Regions from separate parts of the Homo sapiens genome. Here regions 2 and 3 are each linked to region 1. Evidence: chromatin contacts called from ENCODE Hi-C or POLR2A ChIA-PET data. All regions are on one chromosome and are shown on one strand. The core of a region is the stretch at or near the end of the contact, and the rest is flanking DNA. Distances in the headings are between cores, read along the strand shown.

What was found. A loop is a pair of places that touch in the nucleus more often than their neighbours do. ChIA-PET counts read pairs that join two places held with the same protein, here RNA polymerase II (POLR2A). Pooled maps may share reads with other maps.
Region 2: a loop to region 1 is called in a pooled map, with 7 times the contacts of the local background. The contact joins the enhancer-like site here to the promoter of MCM6 in region 1. A Hi-C loop is called at or near these places in 1 of 37 single-sample maps with no recorded cell type and 7 of 50 pooled maps. POLR2A ChIA-PET finds 5 or more read pairs at or near these places in 3 of 52 experiments (OCI-LY7, activated CD4-positive, alpha-beta T cell and activated T-cell).
Region 3: a loop to region 1 is called in a pooled map, with 5 times the contacts of the local background. The contact joins the enhancer-like site here to the promoter of MCM6 in region 1. A Hi-C loop is called at or near these places in 8 of 50 pooled maps. POLR2A ChIA-PET finds 5 or more read pairs at or near these places in 4 of 52 experiments (B cell, T-cell, activated CD4-positive, alpha-beta memory T cell and 1 more).

What each region holds. Positions count from the first base shown.
Region 1 is chr2:135,873,676-135,877,827 of GRCh38, forward strand. MCM6 (minichromosome maintenance complex component 6) reads right to left here and starts at 2,768. Exons shown (of 17, transcript NM_005915.6): 1 at 2,584-2,768. The coding sequence starts at 2,690. RefSeq lists enhancers at 1,858-2,393, 2,163-2,292, 2,983-3,042 and a silencer at 2,363-2,522.
Region 2 is chr2:136,205,279-136,209,685 of GRCh38, forward strand. No RefSeq gene overlaps it. Among named protein-coding and RNA genes, the nearest start is that of CXCR4, 89 kb to the left of the region's middle. Within about 2 kb of position 2,038, at least 7 of the 41 ENCODE cell types and tissues checked have a DNase peak (open chromatin) inside an H3K27ac peak, as active enhancers do; they include OCI-LY7, where a contact is called at or near this core.
Region 3 is chr2:136,235,670-136,239,886 of GRCh38, forward strand. No RefSeq gene overlaps it. Among named protein-coding and RNA genes, the nearest start is that of CXCR4, 120 kb to the left of the region's middle. RefSeq lists enhancers at 71-1,270, 367-867, 3,500-3,569. Within about 2 kb of position 2,727, at least 17 of the 41 ENCODE cell types and tissues checked have a DNase peak (open chromatin) inside an H3K27ac peak, as active enhancers do; they include B cell, where a contact is called at or near this core.

The DNA.
Region 1 (4,152 bases), core at 1,518-4,017:
GAGGCTGAAAATGGCAGTGTTGTTCCTGCCCTAGGGTTAACTAACACTTTGTCTGCGTCTAGGGAGTTAGACATGTAAGCAATGAAGACAGACAAGAAAGATGTTCCTGTTAATGAGAAGAACAAGAAATGTGCTAGGGGAATAGAAACTAATTCTGCCTAAAAAAACAACTACAAGTTATACATATAAAAGGTGGCGTTGGAATTCAGCTTCTGAAAGAGTTAAAAATTTCAAATAAAAACAGGTGGTGAAGTGACTGACTAGATGATTCCAAGAATGTGATTAAGTCAGAGAAGGTAGGGGAGAAGTGTGGATGATGACTGGGGTGTTTTTGTAAGACAAACAGGAAAGAGGAGTGATGAAGAATTTGAACTTTATTCCACAAGCAATGGTGAATTAAAGTTTATTTTGTGACAGGGAGTTGGCATTTCTTTAAACAAAGCACAGAGATTATTTGTCTCATCATTATCATCTAGCTGCAAAGTCAAGGCACTTAGATTATTTGTTGAAATGAAACGTTTATTGAAAAACCTTTGTAATGTGATGTGGTGGGTAGGTGGGGTTGAGGATGGAATTTGAATTCCAGACTAAGTAGCTAGGAGGTAAATGTGTTACACTGCCAGAGATAATGAAAAACAAACAGCACCCTGGGAGCCTAAGGAAGAAAGGATTAGTGCCTCTCAAAAAGGTGTACAAGGTTTCACAAAGGTGTGAGTTTTTAGCTGGGCTTTGAAGGAGGAACTATCAGGCAGACAATAACATTGCCATAGGTAGTGAAATGGAAATTAAATTATGGTTTTAAGTATACCAAAATTTCCTAAGAAGGCAGCATTATTCACAATAGCCAAAAGGTGGAATGAACCTCATTATTCACAATAGACAAAAGGTGGAATGAACCTGTGTCCACTGAATGGATAAGCAAAATGCAGTATATATACAGGTTGAGCAGCCCTCATCTGAAAATTTAAAATATGAAATGGTCCAAAATCTGAAACTTTTTGAGTGCTGACATGATTTTCACTGGAGCATTTCAAATTAGGGATGCAATTGGTTAAGTATAATGTAAACATTCCAAATCTGAAAAAAAAATCCAAGATCCCAAACTCTTCTGGTCCCAAGCGTTTCAGAAAAGGGATACTCAATGTGTACAGACAATGTTATTTAGCCTTAAAAAGTAAGGAAATTCTGACACATGCTACCTCGCAGAGGAACCTTGTAGACATTATGTTACACAAGCCAGACACAAAAGGACAAATACTACACGCTTCCACTTATATGAGGTACCTAGAGTGGTCAAACTCATAATGAAAGGAAGCAGAGTGGTGGGTGACGGTGGCTGAGGGAGAGGGTAACGGAGGAGAGTTCGTGTTTAATGGGCACAGAATGTCAGTTTGGAAGATGAAAAGAGTTTGGAGCCGGACACGGTGGCTCACGCCTGTAATCACTTTGGGAAGCCCAGGCGGGGGGATCACCTGAGGTCGGGAGTTCAAGACCAGCCTGACCAACATGGAGAAACCCCATCTCTACTAAAATACCAAATTAGCCGGGCGTGGTGGCGCATGCCTGTAATTCCAGCTAGTAGGGAGGCTGAGGCAGGAGAATAGCTTGAACCCGGGAGACGGAGGTTGCGGTGAGCTGAGATGGTGACACTGCACTCCGGCCTGGGCAACAAGGGCTAAATTACGCCTCAAAAAAAAAAAAGTTTGGAGATGGGAGAGTGGTGACGGCTGCACAACGAGGTGAATGCACTTAGTGCCACTGGACTCTACACTTAAAAATGGCTAAAATGGTCAACTTTGTTATGTATATTTTACTAAAAAAGAACTTCAAAAGCCATTCCAAACTGCTGACCCTTCATCCTGGAGGCCGTGGTGTATCTGCTCCAGGAAAAATAACCGGTGGGTGAGGCAAGCCAGGGAGGAGGTTGGGGTTATGAAGCTAGGAGCCCAGAGGCACAGAAAAAAAGAAGAGTAGAGAAAGGAAAGGAAGGCCAGAGGGAAAGGGGAGCAAGGGACCCAGAAGAAGGGATATGGTGAGCTACTCTCTGCAGGGCAGGGCTCCGCCCCCCAGCAGCTTTCAAACCACAGTTGACGCAGAAACTTTCATCAGCACAAGAGGCGAGGGTGGCCCGTGCCCTGCGAACCCCCAGCACCATGCTCCCGGCTGCGTGGCCCAGCAGGGCACCGACGAGATTCAATGGCACTTCGGCCTCCCACTCGACCTGGCCGCACCCAGCGGCCCAGTTACTATACTCAGCGAGCCCAGGTTTCCGCGCCGGTCACCGAGGGCTGTGCAAATACCAGGCTCGCGGGGTGGTGAGCATCAAGTGACAGAAGCAAAGCGCTGAGCACTGGGCACGAGCGTCTTAGGGCTCGAGATGGGTTTTACTCCAGAAAAACCCAGCCTGTCCCAGGCTCCTCGCGGCCGCCGGGCTCGGAGCCTAAAGTTGGGGGGCGGGCGGGGAGGCGCTTCCCGGACGCGCGACCCCCAGGTTCCGGAACACCCGCCGCCCACACGGCACCGCCTGGCCCAGACGCCGCAGGCTCCGGAGGCGGGCGAGGCCCGGGGCGCTCGCCGACTTACTCCTCCAAGAAGTCCAGGAACAGTTTCTGGCACTTCTCGGCCACCTCGTCGCGGACCTCCAGGTGCTGGCTGCCGGCGCCCGGCTCCGCTGCCGCCGCGAGGTCCATATTTGCTTAGTGCCGAGGATTCGCCTGCGCCACGCTCGACCGCCACAAGTCGCTTTTTTCCAGACGCTGCAGCTTTGCGCGCGCCGCCGCCGCTTCCGCCCCGCCCCCTCTTCCGACCTGCACGGCCGGAACCAATCGTGACACAGGAGCTGGAGATTTCGCGCCAAACCTGACCAATGAACGGCGCCTCTCCAAGAGCCCCAGCCCACGGAAAGGGATTTCGCGCCAAATGCAAAGCCCTTCTGGAGAAAGCCCATCTGCCTTTGCGCCTGCGCAGTGTAGCCGTGGCCCGCGGGTATTTTTGGCTGCTGGAACAAGTTCGAATCTGAGGGTTTTGTCCGAGTGGTTTTTCAAATGTTCTTTAAATCATTCCACTGATATTAATTGAACGATCGGAGTAAGACTCTATGGAAGAGAAAAATGAGTAAGCCGCTTCTGCTGTCTAGTTAGAGGAAATAATGGAAACCACAGTATAAAACCCTGTAAAAGAGTCAAAGAGATGTCTAAACCTTGCATGGGTAAGGTGGCACAATTATTGTGGTGGTGCTGACCGAGGAAAATCAGCGAAATATTTGACATTGGCCGGGCGCGGTGGCTCACAACCTGTAATCCTAGCACTTTGGGAGGCCGAGGCGTGTGGATCACCTGAGGTCAGGAGTTCGAGACCACCCTGGCCAACATGCAGAAACCCCATCTCCCCTAAAAATACAAAAATTAGTCGGGCGTGGTGGTGCACGCCTGTAATCCCAGCTACTCGGGTGGCCGAGGCAGGAGAATCGCTTGAACCTGGGAGGAGGAGGTTGCAGTGGGCCGAGATCGTGTCACTGCACTCCAGCCTGGGCAACACAGTGTGACTCCGTCTCAAAAAAAAAAAAAAAAAAAAGAAAGAAAAAGAAAAAGAAAGAAATATTTGACACTTTGATTAATCTTTTTTTCTTTTTCTTTTCTTTTTTTTTTCAGATGAAGTCTCACCCAGTCGCTCAGGCTCGAGAGCAGTGGCGCGATCTCGGGTCACTGCAACCTCCAGCTCCCGGGTCCAGGGGATTCTCCTGCCTCAGCCTCCTGAATAGCTGGGATTGTAGGCGCCCGCTACCATGCCCAGCCAATTTTTGTATTTTTAGTAGAGACAGGGTTTTCGCCATGTTGGCCAGGCTGCTCTCAAACTCCTGACCTCAGGTGATCCGTCTGCCTCGACCTCCCAAAGCGCTGGGATTACGGCCGTGAGCCACAGCGCCCGGCCTTAATACCCTTCTTAAAATGCACTATTGGCTTGAGTTATCCTTATGTTTTTTTCCCCCATCTTTCCCTAACCATTTCACTTGGTTTTTCTGCCATCTCTTTGGCCATTCCTGATTAGCATCCTTTGTAGGCGCCTCTCCTTCAGTGAGTCTTTTAAATGTTCTGGTTCCAGAGCCTTCTTTTCCCGTAAAGTCGCTCTCTTGGGCGACCCTTTACACTCCCT
Region 2 (4,407 bases), core at 788-3,287, 330 kb after region 1:
TTAAACTTTCACACTCAATTGACTTTGTCTTGATATTAAAATCTAGCTGGGGAATAGTTTTCACTCAGAACTTTGGGAGTGTTGCTCCATTTTCTTCGAGTTTCCAGTGTTGCTGGTGAGAACTCTGGTGCCATCCTGGCCTCATCCTTTTTATCTTATTTTCCTTCTCTGGAAGCCTTTAGAATCTTCTCTTCATCCCTGATTATATACAATTTCATGATGACGGATTCCCTGCCACTTACAGTTCTATATCCTTAGCAGATCCTTTTCATTCAGGAAGCTCATGTCCTTCAGGTCTGAGGAACTTTATTCAATTTCTTTAATGGTTTCCTCTCTTTCATTCTCTCTCTTTTTTGCTAGAATTCCTGTTTGTTGGATATTGGATCTCTTGCTTTGATCATCTAATTTTCTCTTTCTCTCTCAATTGCTGAGAGGTTTTCTCAACTGTATTCCGGAACTTCTGTGTAATATTAGGCACTCCTGTCAGAGTGCTGACACTTGGGTTTGGGGCTGTGTCATACATCTGTGTTTCCTCCAGAGTGTCTGCCTGGCACAGTGCTTGACTGGATGGAGAGGCAGAATCAGCAAAGGATTTTTGATCCAGATGAACCTGGTCTTGAATCGCAGATCAGCAAAAAATCATTTCACTTCCCGGTTCTTCAGTTTTCTTGCTTGGAGCTGAGCAAGGGGGCAAGTCATTCCATGGGGAGGGAGACTAGAAAGCTTGAGGGGTGGTCTACCAGACCTGGTTAAAGGAGAAGACCTTCTTCCCATTCTTCTACCCTTTCCCCAGACTGCATTCTAAGTAGTGCATTTTAATCTTCAAACTCTAAAATTTCATGAGAGATTACTTTGCAGTTTATAGTACCCAGTGTCACAGTTAAACAATTCCATCTTGCTTACAAGGAACATTTTGATACTTAAATAAGATTACTGCGTTTCAACGATGAACTTAAATTGTCTTTTTCCAGGTGCTTTCTACATCTGACCTCTCTCAACCAAATTAATGACAAAATAATGACTAAGATTTCGTGAGCATTTTCCACATCCCAGGCCTGTTCTAAGTGTTTAACATGTATTAATTAATTTAATCCTCAGCAGCCCAACCATGTAGGCAATATTATTATCCTCATTTACAATTGAGGAAACAGGCTCCAAAAGCCGTTGGGTTACACAGCTAGTCAATGTAACGTTGGGACTTAAACCCTGACATTAACTATGGATTGTCTGCTACTATGAAATCTTCATGAAGGAGGTTCTGAATTTGGACTGAGGTCCAGGGAGGTTTCCCTAGTGGAGGAGCTGAGCATGGTAGGACTCACTCTGATGCTGAGTAGGAATGAAGAACAGGCCTTAGCAGATGCTCCAGCCCACGAGGGAGGAGGCTCCTTAGGGTCGCACACCCTTTGCAGCTGTCCCAGGAGCTACCAGAAAGGCTTGGTCAACAGAGGGGACTCTTCTGTGCGAACAGCCTCAACCACTAACACACTGTTTCACCTCAGCAGCCCTGCTCAACTCCCAGCAGGCCTTGTTTAAACAGGCAGCTTGTAGCAGCTGGGGTTGGCTCAGTGGAACGTGTGGGCAGCCAAGGATGCCCCGAGTGCAGGTGCCTGTCTCTGAATGTGCAATCATGCAAATCCGAGGACCCAGACTGATGTGAATTGAAAGCCTGGTGTTCACTTCCAATAAACTCAACTGTCTATCGCCAGAGCAACACAGGCTTCCAGTCTTCAAGTCATCAATACAAATGAGCATTTCTGGTGTTAGAGGAAAAAAGTGTGGGGTGAATCCCAATCAGAGCTTGCTCCCTTTCAGGCAAGCAGCATCTGGAAAAGGCTTTGGAGGGGCAAATACCTTTCCTAGAAGTAATTTTCACAGGAACTGTTCAGGACACAGGAGGCATTGCAGGAGGAAGGAGCAAGGGAAATCACACCATGTAGTCATAGGGTCTTGAAAATCACCTTATCCTCTCTGCTTGTTTTACAGAGGAGTTAAGAGAAAGTCAGAGAAGTTAAGGGACTTGCCCAAGGGCACCTAGCTCATCAGTGGGCTGCTCCTCCTTATCTTGAGTCCCGATTTCCTTTTAGACACTCCACCCACCAGGCTGTTTCTCTAGTTCACTGCTTTGAGCACCAGGTCACAAGTGAGCACACATACCAACAGCTCTCCTCCTGAAACCATCGAGGGAGGCGAGTGATAGCAAACTTTGTTTAGTGCAAAGAATGGAAAAGGCTGCTTGAAGCACAGAAAAAGGGAAGTCAGAGCAGGCTGTGGCGCAGATGTCTGGGCATTGCTGTGGGGACAGAGTAGTTCACAAGACACAAGGCTTGTCAGCCTCTCTTCTGAACCTCTGCGCCCAAGGATTCTCAAGGAGCATTCAGATTAGATTTTAACTATGGATGCTGTGGTTGCCGGTAATAGAACAGCTAATAAAAAGCAAAGCTGGGGTGTCATCACCCTATCAGCAGATCAACAGTCTCTTCTTTGGTCCATAGGGCTGACCATGCAGCCTTATAGCCCAGAGGCCCTGTTACATAATCTTTCCACAACTCCCCTCTGTTCCTCACTGCACTGCCCTGGCCTTCAAAGTCCATATAAGTGCTGTAGAGATAAGCCTCATTAGCCTCACAACTTGCAGTAAGTGCCAAGATCATGTTATTCAGATGCCACTGAGGCCAGTGCAAAGGGAGCTAATTAAATGGTACGGGCTTTCTAGCTCTGAATCATCAGTTCAGGTGGTTACCTTTAATGCTATCTTCAAGCTCACCTTCTAGGCTGGTCTATGTGCCTAAGCTCCCACACCATGCCTCCAAGCCAGGAAAACCAGCAAGGAAGCTCTTCTGGTACCAAATGGGGGTTACACAACTGGTATTTTTTCACCCCCATTCCTACCTTGAGGAGAAATGGTAAGTTCTGTTGGGCAGATACACGTAGGCAATTGAGGTTCTGTGAGAATGAACACCTCACATTTTAAAGTTCAAAGACTAGAAAGAATGAATGGAAAGTGAGTATGCATTTTCCATTTTAACCCAGAGCAGCCCACAAACACATTAGGATTTCAGTTTTAGGGGGAAATTGACCTGCCAACCCCAGTTCCTGAGGGAGGCAATCTGATTGGCTGTCCGTGGGTCAGGTGTCCATAGTTGGTCTAACCACCAGAAGGGCTATTGGAAGCCCAACCATGTGAACTGTGTTGGGAAGAAAAGGGGGTTGTGGCGAGCTCAGCAGACACCGGAGAGATGTCTACTCCCAATGTCTAATTAAATATTCAGGCTAAATGGCCTTTCTGTCACCAGTTAGTCTATTTGAGTTTGGGCCAGTTTTCCCAAGGCAGAACCACCATTTCATTCCAGAGTGGAATCCAGGCTCTTTGGAATAGACAGAGGGAACAGGGTACTTAAAACCATCTCCTTACAACTCAGGCTTGTAGGCTTTGATCAAATCCTTTTGTTTCACAGATGAGGAAACAGGTTCAGAGAAAAGACATGAACCTGCTCAAGGTCAGCCTACCCACCTGTAAAAGGCACTTTGTAAAGTGAAGGGACTTGGAGGGCCACCTTGTTAAATCCTTCACCAGCCATCAGCTCGCTATGGAAATGCTGACTGGATAAATAGTGTACCTCTATGGCAAGATTTGTGGCTCTCAGAGGCCTTCCCGTAACAATGCTTAAGAAGGTTTTAATGATCTGCCTACTGGGCATTTCTGAAGCATTCATTTTAGGGAAAGCCAAGGTGCTCAGACTATAATTCTGAGGCTAATTTCTCCCTGGACCCTCCTGACCTGGCAGCAAGAGGGAGTGAACAAGGAGAATGACTAGGATTGCACCAGCCCCTTGATTCTTATCCTTTTGACCTTGTGCTTCGAAGGGAGACGGGTTTGGTGTGACTTTTTACACCTGCTTCAAATGTTGTTACAGAGCGGATGAGGGAGCTTGCCATAGCCCAGTACCTTTGCCTGCAAAATATCTTGCTGTAGTTCTTATGCTCTTGACCCTGAGATCAGACTAATGCTCGGAACCAGTGGGGCGTAGATCAAGCTGGGGGTGGATATGGGAGCTGGCCGATATAAAGAAAGGGCATTGTTAGAGCTTCTTTGAGCTTTCTGTATCCCAGATCATGAGGAAGCTGAAGGATTAGGGAGGAGAAGATGAAAGGCAAGCCAGGGAAAACAGGCAAAGGAAGTAGTTATTAAAATAAAAGGTGAAATTCATGGGAAGTAAATCCAATGTTTTGTCCATACTCAACTGGATTAGGAACATGTAATGAAAGCAAATAGATTTAATGGGGTGGGGATGATTAACGTTGTCTTGCAATACATTAGGAAATGACTTTGTTCAGGAGGAGTGGAGGGCTATGAGAGGAAATTAAACTTAATTCTTATCTCCTTATGATGTTTTAGTTGCTTAA
Region 3 (4,217 bases), core at 1,477-3,976, 360 kb after region 1:
GTTTATCTTATATTGCAGAAGACACATGTAGATATAAATGCACTGCCATTTAGTTACAACATCTCTTCCATTAGCATTTACCGTGGTTGTCAGCCAAACTTCTATGGGGTGGAGGGGAAGAGAAGGGGACAAAGGGGTCCGTGAGTGACGGTGGTTGGGCAATTTTATACTGTGAAGAAGAAGGTGGTGGAAAATTTGGAGGCACCAGGGTGGTTTCTGCTTTGCCAGACTTAAGACTCAGCCTTGGAAGTCCTTGCAGAAGATTAGGAATGACCAAAATTGCTAAAACAAGACTGGCAAAGCAAACCAAATACCTCATACTCTTTAAAATATTAGTCATTCCTTCGGATGCTATAGTTTAAATTCTCCCTAATTAAAATTAACAACCTTTGGGGGACATTTGAGTGCCATTATCAGTGGACTTCTTAGTGGAGAATTATTTTCCAAGCCAAAGGACAACACCCCCAAACTTGGCTGCTACTTGACATTCCTGTGTGCCGGACTTACGTGAGTCTTTTTAACTAATGACAATGGTGAGCTGAGAAGGTCCTCCAGGGGATATGACTCACAGTGACTCAGGTGCACCAGAGCCTTGATCTAGCCCTATTGTTTTTCGTCAATAGGCCTTTGCCATGATCCAGCTGGAATATCAGTGGAATTGAGCTGGTCATGATAGAAAGAGAGGCCATTCAATGCCAATGCTCTTGTGAGATGCCTGGTAGTGCCGGTTACCTCTGCAGTGGCTGGCCCTGGTCTATGTGTGCTGTCTAACCACATAGATGATGGTGGCAGTGCCTAATGGTCCAGGCAGATGGGGGCCTGAATGAGCAGAGGGAAGGCATCAAACACATCTCAGGGCACAGCCTTGACAACATCAGATGCCTCCTAGGTTCTTCTCATACATAATAATGAAACTTTTCCACAGCCCTGCAAAGCACTGGTTGCTGTTTCACATGGGACAAATGCCTGTGTTGACCCTCAATTCCAGCCCACGGAGCTGACCTCCTGTGTCTTCTTCACTACCCCTCTATAGGGCTTTTTACTCCCATTTGAGAAAAGAATGATGCCTCCATTTAGAAGGAAACATACTGCACCCCAGGCTGGGCCTTTTGTATTTGGCTCAAGAGCTGTGCAGTGTTTGTTTTTTCCCTGCCACACATCCATTTCCCCTTCCTTTAGAAGCAGCATTCTAGTTTTCCTTGGGGTCAGCATCCCTTCCTCAGCCTTAGCCAATGTGTGGGCCAGATAGAGCTGACCCCACCCTCTGGAGTACTGGCATATGTGTGTGACCTAGGTCCGGCCAGTTGGCATCATAGTGCTTGTTTCAGAGATGGACACATATAAGTCAAGCTGGACCGATGGGTATTAGCTCTGGGGTTTTTTATGTAACTATTGACAAAGAGGTGCTTGCTTTCCTCTGGGGCTGCTAACTTGGTAGGGTATAAAGTTGGAGCTGCTGGTAGATTATCTACATGAATAAATAAGAAGAGCTTGCCCAGAGAATAAAGTAAAACCAAGAGGCAGAGGGAGAGAGACATGTTCCTGAAGACAGTGTTTGAGCACCTGGGTACCTGAATGTGGATCGTTTAAAAAATTACACAAGCCAAATTAATAAGCTTTTTTGTCTGAACCATTTTGAGCTGGTGTTTTTGTCACTTACAGCCTAAATAATTTTGGATAATAAAAAGTTCATCAAAAAGGTGTACAATTAAATTTAGGAACTTTGAGGTTGCAGTGCTGTGATCCCACCACTGCACTCCAGCCTGGGTGACAGAGCAAGACACAGTCTCAAAAAAATTTTTTTAAAGGAACTTGTATTTTCCTGAGGACTGTGCCTTCACATATTGTCTGTGGTACTAGCAGTCTACCACCTACCCAGGGACCACAGAAATCTTGGGTGGCAGAAACGGGCAGTACTTTTACATCTCCGATACCTGTGGCTTTTGGCCACCTCGATTTTAGAGAAGAGAGTCATAGGTAATGTTTAGTTGAAGAACTTTCCTCAACCAATATTTTCCAGATAACTTATATTTTTCTTACTTGTTTTCTGTAATATTGAAAAAGTGTCCAGGCAAATACTGACCCTCTGGGCTATATAGAAAAGGTATAGAAATCATTCACTGGAATGTAAAGTTGAGTGTATTCTGAGCTTTAATGGATCTGAAACATTTCAGGAGAATATCACGAAGTTCTGGAATCATCATTTCAGCATAGGACCTTAGAGTCCTGTTCTGGTTGAACCTCTTTATCCCAGAGGAGAAAAGATTCAGAGAGACAAAGAAGTTTCGCTTAAGGCTCATGGTGAATATAGTTGCAGACAATCAGTACAAATGAAGAGGAGAGAGGGTCCTGCTGAATACCTCATAAAGACCAGAAACTAGACCCTTTGCTTACTGTATTATAACTCTTTGAACAGATTCCCAGCTGAAACCATCAGAAGAGATGATTGGACTCACTGCTGAAACATCCAGCAGTGTGGCCTAGCTTCAGGTAAAGATGGATCCAGGAGTTTGGAATCAAATCCTAAAGACAAAGTCTCTTTTTTTTCTCTGTGTTAATTGTGCTGCTTTCCTTTGTGTTGGTTTTAATTCCCCAGCAGGTTCTGTCCACATGGTAGCTTCTGGCAGCTGTTAAGATTTTGTGCTACCAGATTAGTAATTCCAGTTGATGAACAGCTTATATTTCCCAATAGTTCCAGCAGAATCTCAGGAGTCATGTTTGTGGGCTCCAAAAGGGTAACTCCTGAATCAGTCAGTATGACCAGGGGTTTGCTGTCAGCATCATGGGCCAACTCAAATCAGCTGAGTGGAGACTGAGAGTAGGGGAGGGGTGGGCAAGGTGAACATGCTGTTACCTGGAGGAGGAATCATTGCCAGAAACACTAGAGGGCCACTACTCTTACGATGGGCAAGGAGGAGGTGGGGTGGGGGAGGGCCAGAGATTTTCTTTCAGGAGCTAAATCCCAGGGCTTAGTAATGGTATTTGGCCTTAAGCCTGCAAATGGCACTTTCATCCAGCAATATAAGCCCTGAAGTTTTTCTCAGCTGCAGAGAAGAGGTTTCCAGGAGGGTGTCAGTTTGGCCCTTGCTGGTGGCCTGGCCTCTGCTAAACATCTCGGCCGTGCTCCTCCATTTTCTGGCCGTGATAAGGCACCCCGCCAAGCATATCTCAGACAAATATCTGTATTGTTTGTGGTGTGATTGTGACTTCCTGTCTTCCAATTTAGTTTTCTGCCTTACTTTTCACTGTCTGGGTCATTTGATACTACATCTGGCACTTCCTGTTTTTTAAGACTCTGACTCTAGTCATCTGACTGTAGAAAACAGAGGTCAACTTCTTCATAAGTGATGCCAGCTTTAGTCACTTGTTTTGGTATACTAGTTGAGATTTGCGTAAGGAAAATTGTCAGGTGTCTGCTGGTTTTCTTAGCCTCAGACACTTCCCTATTTATAAGTTTTTGTTTTTCAGACATTGGGACTTTCTCCCCCTTGTGTGGATGTGGTGGGAGTGGGTGATCTCTGCCCTGTCCCTACAAATAATTCAACGGTGGTTCTCTCTCTCTTAAGGAGAACTACCAGTCCCGTAGATGCAGCTCTAGAATGAGGGTGCTTTGGGCATAACAGGCTCAGCCATCCTTCTGGTGTCTCGCCCTGTCTCCTTTCCCATCCTTGGGTTCACTTCTCTCCCTTTTTCTCTTCACTTCAAAAGTGGTTAGCTCCAGTTAAATACCTGGAGTTGGGACAGCAGAAAAGCTGCTAAATGCAGATTTGCTTTTTCTCACTAAAGAAAGAGGAACATTTTAGTCACTAATTTTCACTTCATTTAACCTTTCTTTCCACAGAATGGCCTGACTTTTGCTGGAAGGGGACAAAGCCCTAAGACATTTATATCCATGAGTAGAACATTTATGATATCACTTACACAGCTTCCTGGCCTGAGCTTTTCCAGACTTAGCTTATATTTTAGTCAAAGTAGAGGGATGGATTTAAGGAATTGTCTAAGATAAGTGAGAAGAGAGGACATTTGTCCTACCTAAAGGCAATGGCAGCTTGTGGGTGTGGCGGGGGGAATCTATAAAAAACATCGAAACAGGCTGGGCATGGTAGCTCACGCCTGTAATCTGAGCACTTTGGGAGGCCAAGGTGGGCGGATCACCTGAGGTCAGGATTTTAAGACCAGCTTGGCCAACATGGTGAAACCCCATCTCTACTATACAA